Regions from separate parts of the Homo sapiens genome. Here all the other regions are linked to region 2. The links are chromatin loops, found by intact Hi-C in ENCODE. Cell type or tissue: dorsolateral prefrontal cortex. All regions are shown on one strand.

Region 1 (2,500 bases), 640 kb after region 2:
CTGACACCAGGCCCTGCCCATCTACCCTACAGGACATCTCTTGTAGGGTGTTTTGATCTTCCTGGGCATCTTTATTGCTACCAACTTAATAGTGTTTCAGCAAATGTTTATGAAGCTCCATCTGTAGGTGCCAGCAACAATAAAATGATAAATAAGGAAAATAACAGGAAATTACATATGAATAGGCACTTTTAATACAAGGTGACGAGGGCTTTGGTGAAGTATGTGTAAGATATTAGGGGAACCAAGAAAGTTTATTACTTACCTACTATCTATAAGCACTGAGGATACAAACCAATATTCCCTAAGGGATACAGAGATATTCTCTGCCCTTCAGAAGCTTATAGTCTAAAAAAAAAAAAAACAGAATGAATATATAAATGTTGGCTCCGAGTAATTATGTGCTATGGAAATATGGTATTCCGCTATGTTAATTATAAGTTGTTGCTGCAGATAAACAGACATAACTGTAAATAAATTTAGATAAATTTAGTCATTAAAAATAATTTATCAGCAAAACCGCTGAGTTACACAGCTTACAGGGGTGAGTGCATTTCCACATTGCTTACTGTGAGAATGGAAGCCCCTGGATACGAACTTCCTGGACGTTTAGAACACCCACTAAGCTCTAGGTGCTGTCCATGAAGTCTACGATGTTGAACAAAAAGGAATCAACCCTGCTCTCCTTATAACTTACCATTCAAGGAAGAGACAGACATGTATCAAATATGTATGCAAATAAATGTATAACTATAACTGTGACAAATACTATAAGAGGAAAACAATAGTTTGCTATGAGAGAGAATAGCATGGAAGAAACATCATTTTAAAAGGGATCAGGAAGAAAATTTCTCTGTGAGGACCTGACATTTCCTCTGAGACCTGAAGGACACACAGAGGTTAACCAGGCAGAAAGAGAGAGAGGAAGGGAGGGAGAGGAAGAGAGAGAGACAGAGACAGAGAAAGAGAATATGTAGGCAGAAAGGTGGGAATGAGTTTGGTGTGCTTTGGCGCCTGAGGGGAGAAACAGTGCTCCAGAGGCGAGTGACCATGATGAGGGAGGGAAGCAGAGGCCCAGGTTCAGGCGGATATCAGGCAGGACCTTGTGGGCCAAGGAGGGGACTAGGGGTTTCGGTAAAATGCAGTAGAAAGTGACAGGAGTTTATTAGGCAGAGATCACTCTGCTGGGGGAACATGCCAAAGCTGGGGAGCAAGCAAAATTATGGAGAAACCAGTTTGTACATAGACGCTCAACAGACATGTATTGGACTGACCTCTTCATTTCAGGTGAAGATTTTAGTTCTAGTCTGTTTCTTCTCCATTTTCTAAACTTTATAGAAATATTTTCATTTGGAAAATGCAAACTCCTTCCTGTTGTTTGGTCTTTTGTCCTGCCTTAAACAGATATTCCTGAGTCAAATGATTAACGGTCTCTTAATGACAGAACATATATGGATCAATAAACACAAATGGTTTCCTCTAAAAGTCTTTTCATGTTCAATGCACTTGAGCCTCAGGCATTGCTTGGATTTTACTGCCATCTAGTGCCTCTGAAAACACGTGTGTTGTATTTTTGAGCAAGACACTCTCCAGAACTCCGTGAATGAGCAAATATATTTCTGCTTCTGGAATGGGAGAACCTCTGTTTTAGCTTTACTTATATCGCTTTTATATCAATGTAAAATAAGTCTGGTCTCATTTATTATGCTCTCTCTTTTTTTTCTCTGTACAATTTTCTCTGTCCAATTAGGGAGCAAGTGGGAAGCTGAAATCCAGCCCATGTTCTGTTCCCAAGCCAAATGCAGAGGGCTTGCGGCTGCTCGGAGATAGTCATCTTTTCTGATTTTGCACTTACAAGTTAGCAGCAGCTCTGGTGTCATTCCATGGTACTTCCCACACGAAATCCAAGGCTCACAGCTCCCCTGAGGCTTCCAGTTTTAGGATTCGTTTTTGTTTCTGACTGTCTGTTTTTTACAAGGCTCAGGAAGATCACTTGGCCAAATTGTATGATCAAACTATCACAGTTTGGTTGGTTTGGTTTGACTATAAACAATGTTTTCTGTAGAATATTGTAATAATGGCCAGCCAGGCACAGTGGCTCATGCCTGTAATCCCCGCACTTTGGGAGGCTGAGGTGGGAGGATCACTTTAGGTCAGGAGTTCAAGACCAGCCTGGCCAACATGGTGAAACTCTGTCTCCCCTAAAATACAAAAATTAACTGGGTGTTGTAGTGCATGCCTATAATCCCAGCTACTCGGGAGGCTGAGACATCAGAATTGCTTGAACCCAGGAAGTGGAGGCTGCAGTGAGCTGAGATGGTGCCACTGCGTTCCAGCCCGGGTGACAGAGCAAGACTCCATCTCAAAAAAAGAAAAGAAGAATATTGTAATAATGAATGTTCTTTTCAGAAAAGAAGTAGGAATGTACATGCTTTTGTGTTACACTTCTCCATGCACTTGTTCAAACATACTGGAACACATTTTCTTTTCCACAGCATCC
Region 2 (2,500 bases):
TTTTCCTGGCAGTGGTACAAAGAGGAATTGTGAGAAATAAGTAGTAAGCTCTAGTCTACAACTTAGGAATCTGGTTTGGTTATTATCTTGGATTTGGCAAAATTACTTAACACCTGGTTATAACAGTAAAATAGGAGGCATATTTAGGACTAGACCGGATGACTGTGAGTTCTTTAATTAATATTTGTTGATACTAAGTCAGAAATCTTGAGGAATATGTTAAAAGATAAATCATGGCTGGGTATGGTGGCTCATGGCTGGGTATGGTGGCTCATGCCTGTAATTCTAACACTTTGGGAGGCCAAGGTGGGGAGGATTGCTTGAGGCCAGGAGTTTAAGACCAGTCTGGGCAACATAGTGAGACCCTGTCTTTACAAAATAATTTGTAAAAATACCCAAACATTGCGGTGTGTGCCTAGAGTCCTAGCTACTCAAGAGGAGAATCTGACATAGGAGGATGGCTTGAGCCCAGGAATTCAAGGCTGTAGTGAGCCATGATTGCGCTGCCACTGCATTCCAGCCTGGGTGACAGCGGACCTTGTCTCTAAACAAAACAAACTTAAAAAAAGGATAAATCATGATCATATCAGTTAAACTTTTAACTTAGAGTTTGCAGGTTAGATTTGTTAGCATTTTTAGGGGAACTATATATAACAAAAATACATTGTTACTGGCAGTTTTGTAGTACAGAAAGTGAGTGCTCTGGTATAAGAAGAAAATCCATGTTTTTGTTTTGTTTTTTACAGACAAGCAATCATCTCCTTGGGCCAAAACCATTTCCACTAGACAGATTATTAGCAATATTATATAGTATCGTGGACAGCAGAGTTGCTCCAACAGCAAATATTTTTTCCCAGGTAAGCTTAATCATAGATTATTATCTGTCATCTTTGTGGGATTCTTCAGATAGTAGAGTCAATAGAATTCCAGGCATTCAGATTTTTGTTCAACATATGTTACTGTTTTAACTATATAATGAACCATGTTTTTGGTAAGTAATTGAAAATTACGTATATAGAATCTTTGGGGGTATCACTAAATTTACATATGTTTACAAGTATAACCTCATGGCAAATAATTTAATTTGGCTCTTTTTCAATAAAGGAATTTTTAAAATTAAATAATCATAATTATCTTGCTAATTAAACAAGTGGCTTGATGACCAAGTTGATGAATTGTAATTTAATGAAAACAAAATTGAAAAATTTTTTTTTGTAACAGAGTAATCTACAATGTTCTTATTCCTCATCTATGTACTTTGCAGATAGATGTGCTTTTATTAAAAAATGCTGTTTTCCAGAATAATTAAGTTCTCAGAATTTCACTAGGTGGCAGCAAAGCATAAAAATAGAAAATATGACTTTAAAAAAAACAAGTAGTTAAGGTTTGTTTTTTAGTTGACATTTTAAGAAAAAACAAATTATTAAAATTATAGTCACAGTAGATTTCTTAAATGGTCCAGAAAAACAATGCTTAGCACATGGTACAAGTGGATAGAAGAAAAAGCAAAATGATATAACTAGTATTTATTTAAAAGCAAAGTCATGTCAGATATTGCAGTGAGCATTTTGTTTTCTCTATGCATTTTTAGGTTGAGAAATATGTAAATAATGCCTGCGTTTTAATTAATTCACTGAATAAATCTGGCCCCAGAATAGCTGTCAGACTTTGTAATCTAATGTGTGCTGGTAACTTTTAATTTTTCATTTAGAGAAGAGTTTGAGTAACAAATATAATCTCAATTTTCTCAACATTGAATTTAGATAGTTTTTATAAAAGTCAGCATGTATAGAAAATTGTATCTACATTTATTGTGTTCTTGAAGAAACTCAGTTCACTCAGTTACTAGGCTACATAAATAGTTAGCTATATAGGTAGATAGCTACCTAGATAGGTAGGTAGATCACTAATGCTGATAACTTTAAAAAAGTAATTCAGTTTTAATTTGTGTTACAGGGATTTTTCCCATGTATTTTCTAAAAAAGCTTTGTCTGAAATTGGATTTTAATAAAACTTTACCTTTTATTAATAGCTTTCTACATACAACATAGGAATTTTTTGTTTTGTGTTTACTGTTGCGGTAACTCTAGATTAGCAGGTATTTTGAATTATCAGGTCTTTATTATAAGCAATGGAGCCTTACATTAAGTCAGAGAGATTAAACAACTTTTACAATATGATGCAATGAGTAAACCTTTGAGATTTAAAGCCTAGGGAAGTGAGACAGACAGTGCTTTTGAACAGAGCAGAAACATGTTTGCATCACATGTGATTGTACTTCTCAGGTGCCCACAAATTACCTGTGTGAGGGGCACAGTGAAGGATAGTACATGTTTTTTCTTTCAATGAGCTTATAACTTATTCTAGGGCATTAAAATGTATACATGAAAATACTTTTTTTTTTTTTTGGCTTTCTCTACAAGTTTATTTATTTTATTTTATTTTATTATTATTATACTTTAAGTTTTAGGGTACATGTGCACAATGTGCAGGTTAGTTA
Region 3 (2,500 bases), 600 kb after region 2:
TTCACAGAACATGAATGATATGAGTAAGGTTTCTTAGAAGAGCAAAAAAATCTATGAGAGGACATTCCTATGTTTCATAACTTGTAGACTTAAGACTCTATGTTTAAAAAAAGATAGATGTTTGAAGTGCTGGATATCCCAATTACCCTGATTTGATCATTACATATTGTATAAATGTATCAAAATATCACATGTAACCCAATATATGTATAACTGTAATATATCAATATTTTAAAGATAATATGTTAGCCCTTTCCAAGGTGGTAATGCTTTTCAAATTAGCAGCCTTCTATATTTCTAAATCTATGGTAACCAAATAGAAGCAGAAAATATAAGAAGAAAAGTCAAAGCACATAGGGGGCACTAAAGATAGGCCATGATTTTTGTTTGCTATTGAAGATGTTTATTATAAGCATAAACACCAAATAAGAAAATGGCACACATATATGCTACCATTACACATTTTTTTTTTTCAGGAAAACCTCGTTATGCTGAGACCTGGGATTTTCATGTGTCAGCATCTACCTTTTTGCAGTTTGAAATGAGCATGGGCTGTAGCAAGCCCTTCAGCAACTCCCACAGTGTACAGCTCCAGTATTCTCTGAACAATGGCAAGGACTGGCATCTTGTCACCGAAGAGTGTGTTCCTCCAACCATTGGCTGTCTGCATTACACGGAAAGTTCAATTTACACCTCGGAAAGATTCCAGAATTGGAAGCGGATCACTGTCTACCTTCCACTCTCCACCATGTGAGAATTGTCATTTGGCTACATGTCAGAACTTTGGGTGCCTGTCACTTAATTTGAAAATAATTGTGATTCGGCCTGGGGATTCTATTATTCTTTCATGATAATTATGCATGGAAGTGCCAGGAAGAAAAAAAAGTGCAAGGTGCTTTGGGTTGCAAGTTTTAAATGTGGCTAGAGAGCACCAAAAGTTTTATGAGGCTGAACTTTTCTGTTCTTTGCCAGCATAAAGGCTGCCCACCAGATTCCATTTTTAAACTGTTGTAAAAATAAGTCTCTGCCCATAAACCAGACTGATACTTATTCACACAAAACAGTATGTGAAATTACCACATATTGGAGAGTATCCTTAGTTTTTTTTCATCTCAGTACCACAGTATGAACAAAAGGTTGGTTCCTTTGGAATGCTCATATTGTTTTGCATCTGTCTTCCCCTCCCCAGCATTTCAGATCACATTCAAGAGTTGTACTGACTTACAGCAGGCTTCCACTTTTGTGGTGTAGGCATTTGGATCATTGGAGGATGTTTCTGGGAACTAACGGGTACTGTGGTGACTGGTTAGAGGCTGTACCTCCTGTGACTGCTCCCCCGAGATCCTTGCCTCTCCATTCCTGTGCTCTGTTCTGAATGGCAGGCTGCATTTCCCAGCCTCCTACATCTGTCAGACACTGCAGGAGAATGGAGGGGAGAGATAAGGGATAAATCAGGGTGTTCCTCCCCCCTCTTTCTGCCTCAAGTGCATCTTGGCCAACTTCTGTGGCTCTAGCTCCCCTGGGTGGCCCTCCAGGTGACCCTGGTCCCTGGGCACCAGCAACAACACTTCCTCCCTGTGTCCCTACAGTCTCAGACTCACAGTAAGTGGCTTCCTGACTTTGCTAAACTCCGGTTTCCTCACTGCTTCTACTGGCTTCTCTGCTCTGCCACTTGCTATACATCCAATTCCTTGCACTAATTTCTTTCTGTGTTAAGTGTTTATAGTGGTTTCTGTTTTCCTGGTTCAAACCTGATCCAGACATGTACAACCAAGAGGCAAGGGAAAATTCAGGAAGCCAAAACATTTTAGTATTTAGCCTAAAATAGTTTCCTATGACTGCTAAAGCTTTAAATAGTGCTTACTTGTTTGTAGCTCATTTATTCATTTTTTAAAAATTCAACAAACACTTATTGAATATCTACTGTGTTTTAAGCACTCTGGTACTACATGAATAAGCTGATGCCAGGATCCAAATGTGTTAAAGTCATGCATCACTTAACGATGGTGATACATCTGAGAAATGCATCGTTAGGCAATTCCATTGTTGTGTGAACATCATAGAGTGAACTTACATAAACCTTCATGGTTTAGCCTATTACACACCTATGCTGTATGATATAGCCTATTGCTCCTCAGCTACAAAGCTGTACAGCATATTGCTATACTAAATACTGTAAGCAATTGTAACATAATTCCAAGTATTTGTATATCTAAACATATCTAAACATAGGAAAGGTACAATAAAAATATGGTATAAAAGATTTTTAAATGGTACACTTGTATAGGGCACTTCCGATAAACAGAGCTTACAGGACTGGAAGTTGCTCTGGGTGAGTGGGTGAGTGAGTGGTGAGTGAATGTGAAGGCCTAGAATATTACTGTACACTACTATAGATTTCATAAACACTATGCACTTAGGCTCCACTAAATTTAAAAAAAGAATATTTTTCTTTCTTCAATAATAAATTTACCTTACTATAACTTTTCCATTATATAAA

What was found. A loop is a pair of places that touch in the nucleus more often than their neighbours do. Peaks named below come from ENCODE experiments on the same cell type or tissue, not always from the same donor. Only the 100,000 strongest peaks of a DNase experiment are listed, where the experiment ranks them.
Region 1: a loop joins it to region 2, with 4 times the contacts of the local background. A loop is called at or near these places in 41 of 110 quality-filtered maps.
Region 3: a loop joins it to region 2, with 3 times the contacts of the local background. A loop is called at or near these places in 75 of 110 quality-filtered maps.

The regions. Positions count from the first base shown.
Region 1 is chr7:103,523,560-103,526,059 of GRCh38, reverse strand. All of the region lies in intron 46 of RELN (reelin), which reads left to right. Among named protein-coding and RNA genes, the nearest start is that of SLC26A5, 79 kb to the right of the region's middle. In dorsolateral prefrontal cortex, CTCF peaks have their summits at 1,354 and 1,553 (motif pointing left); a DNase peak (open chromatin) is centred at 1,830; H3K4me3 peaks cover 864 bases; H3K27ac peaks cover 1,933 bases.
Region 2 is chr7:104,159,429-104,161,928 of GRCh38, reverse strand. ORC5 (origin recognition complex subunit 5) reads left to right here. Exons shown (of 14, transcript NM_002553.4): 12 at 747-857. Among named protein-coding and RNA genes, the nearest start is that of ORC5, 47 kb to the left of the region's middle. In dorsolateral prefrontal cortex, a CTCF peak has its summit at 1,317 (motif pointing right); no DNase peak of the experiment used is centred here; H3K27ac peaks cover 324 bases.
Region 3 is chr7:103,563,528-103,566,027 of GRCh38, reverse strand. It overlaps RELN (reelin), which reads left to right. Exons shown (of 65, transcript NM_005045.4): 34 at 477-750. Among named protein-coding and RNA genes, the nearest start is that of SLC26A5, 120 kb to the right of the region's middle. In dorsolateral prefrontal cortex, no CTCF peak of the experiment used is centred here; no DNase peak of the experiment used is centred here.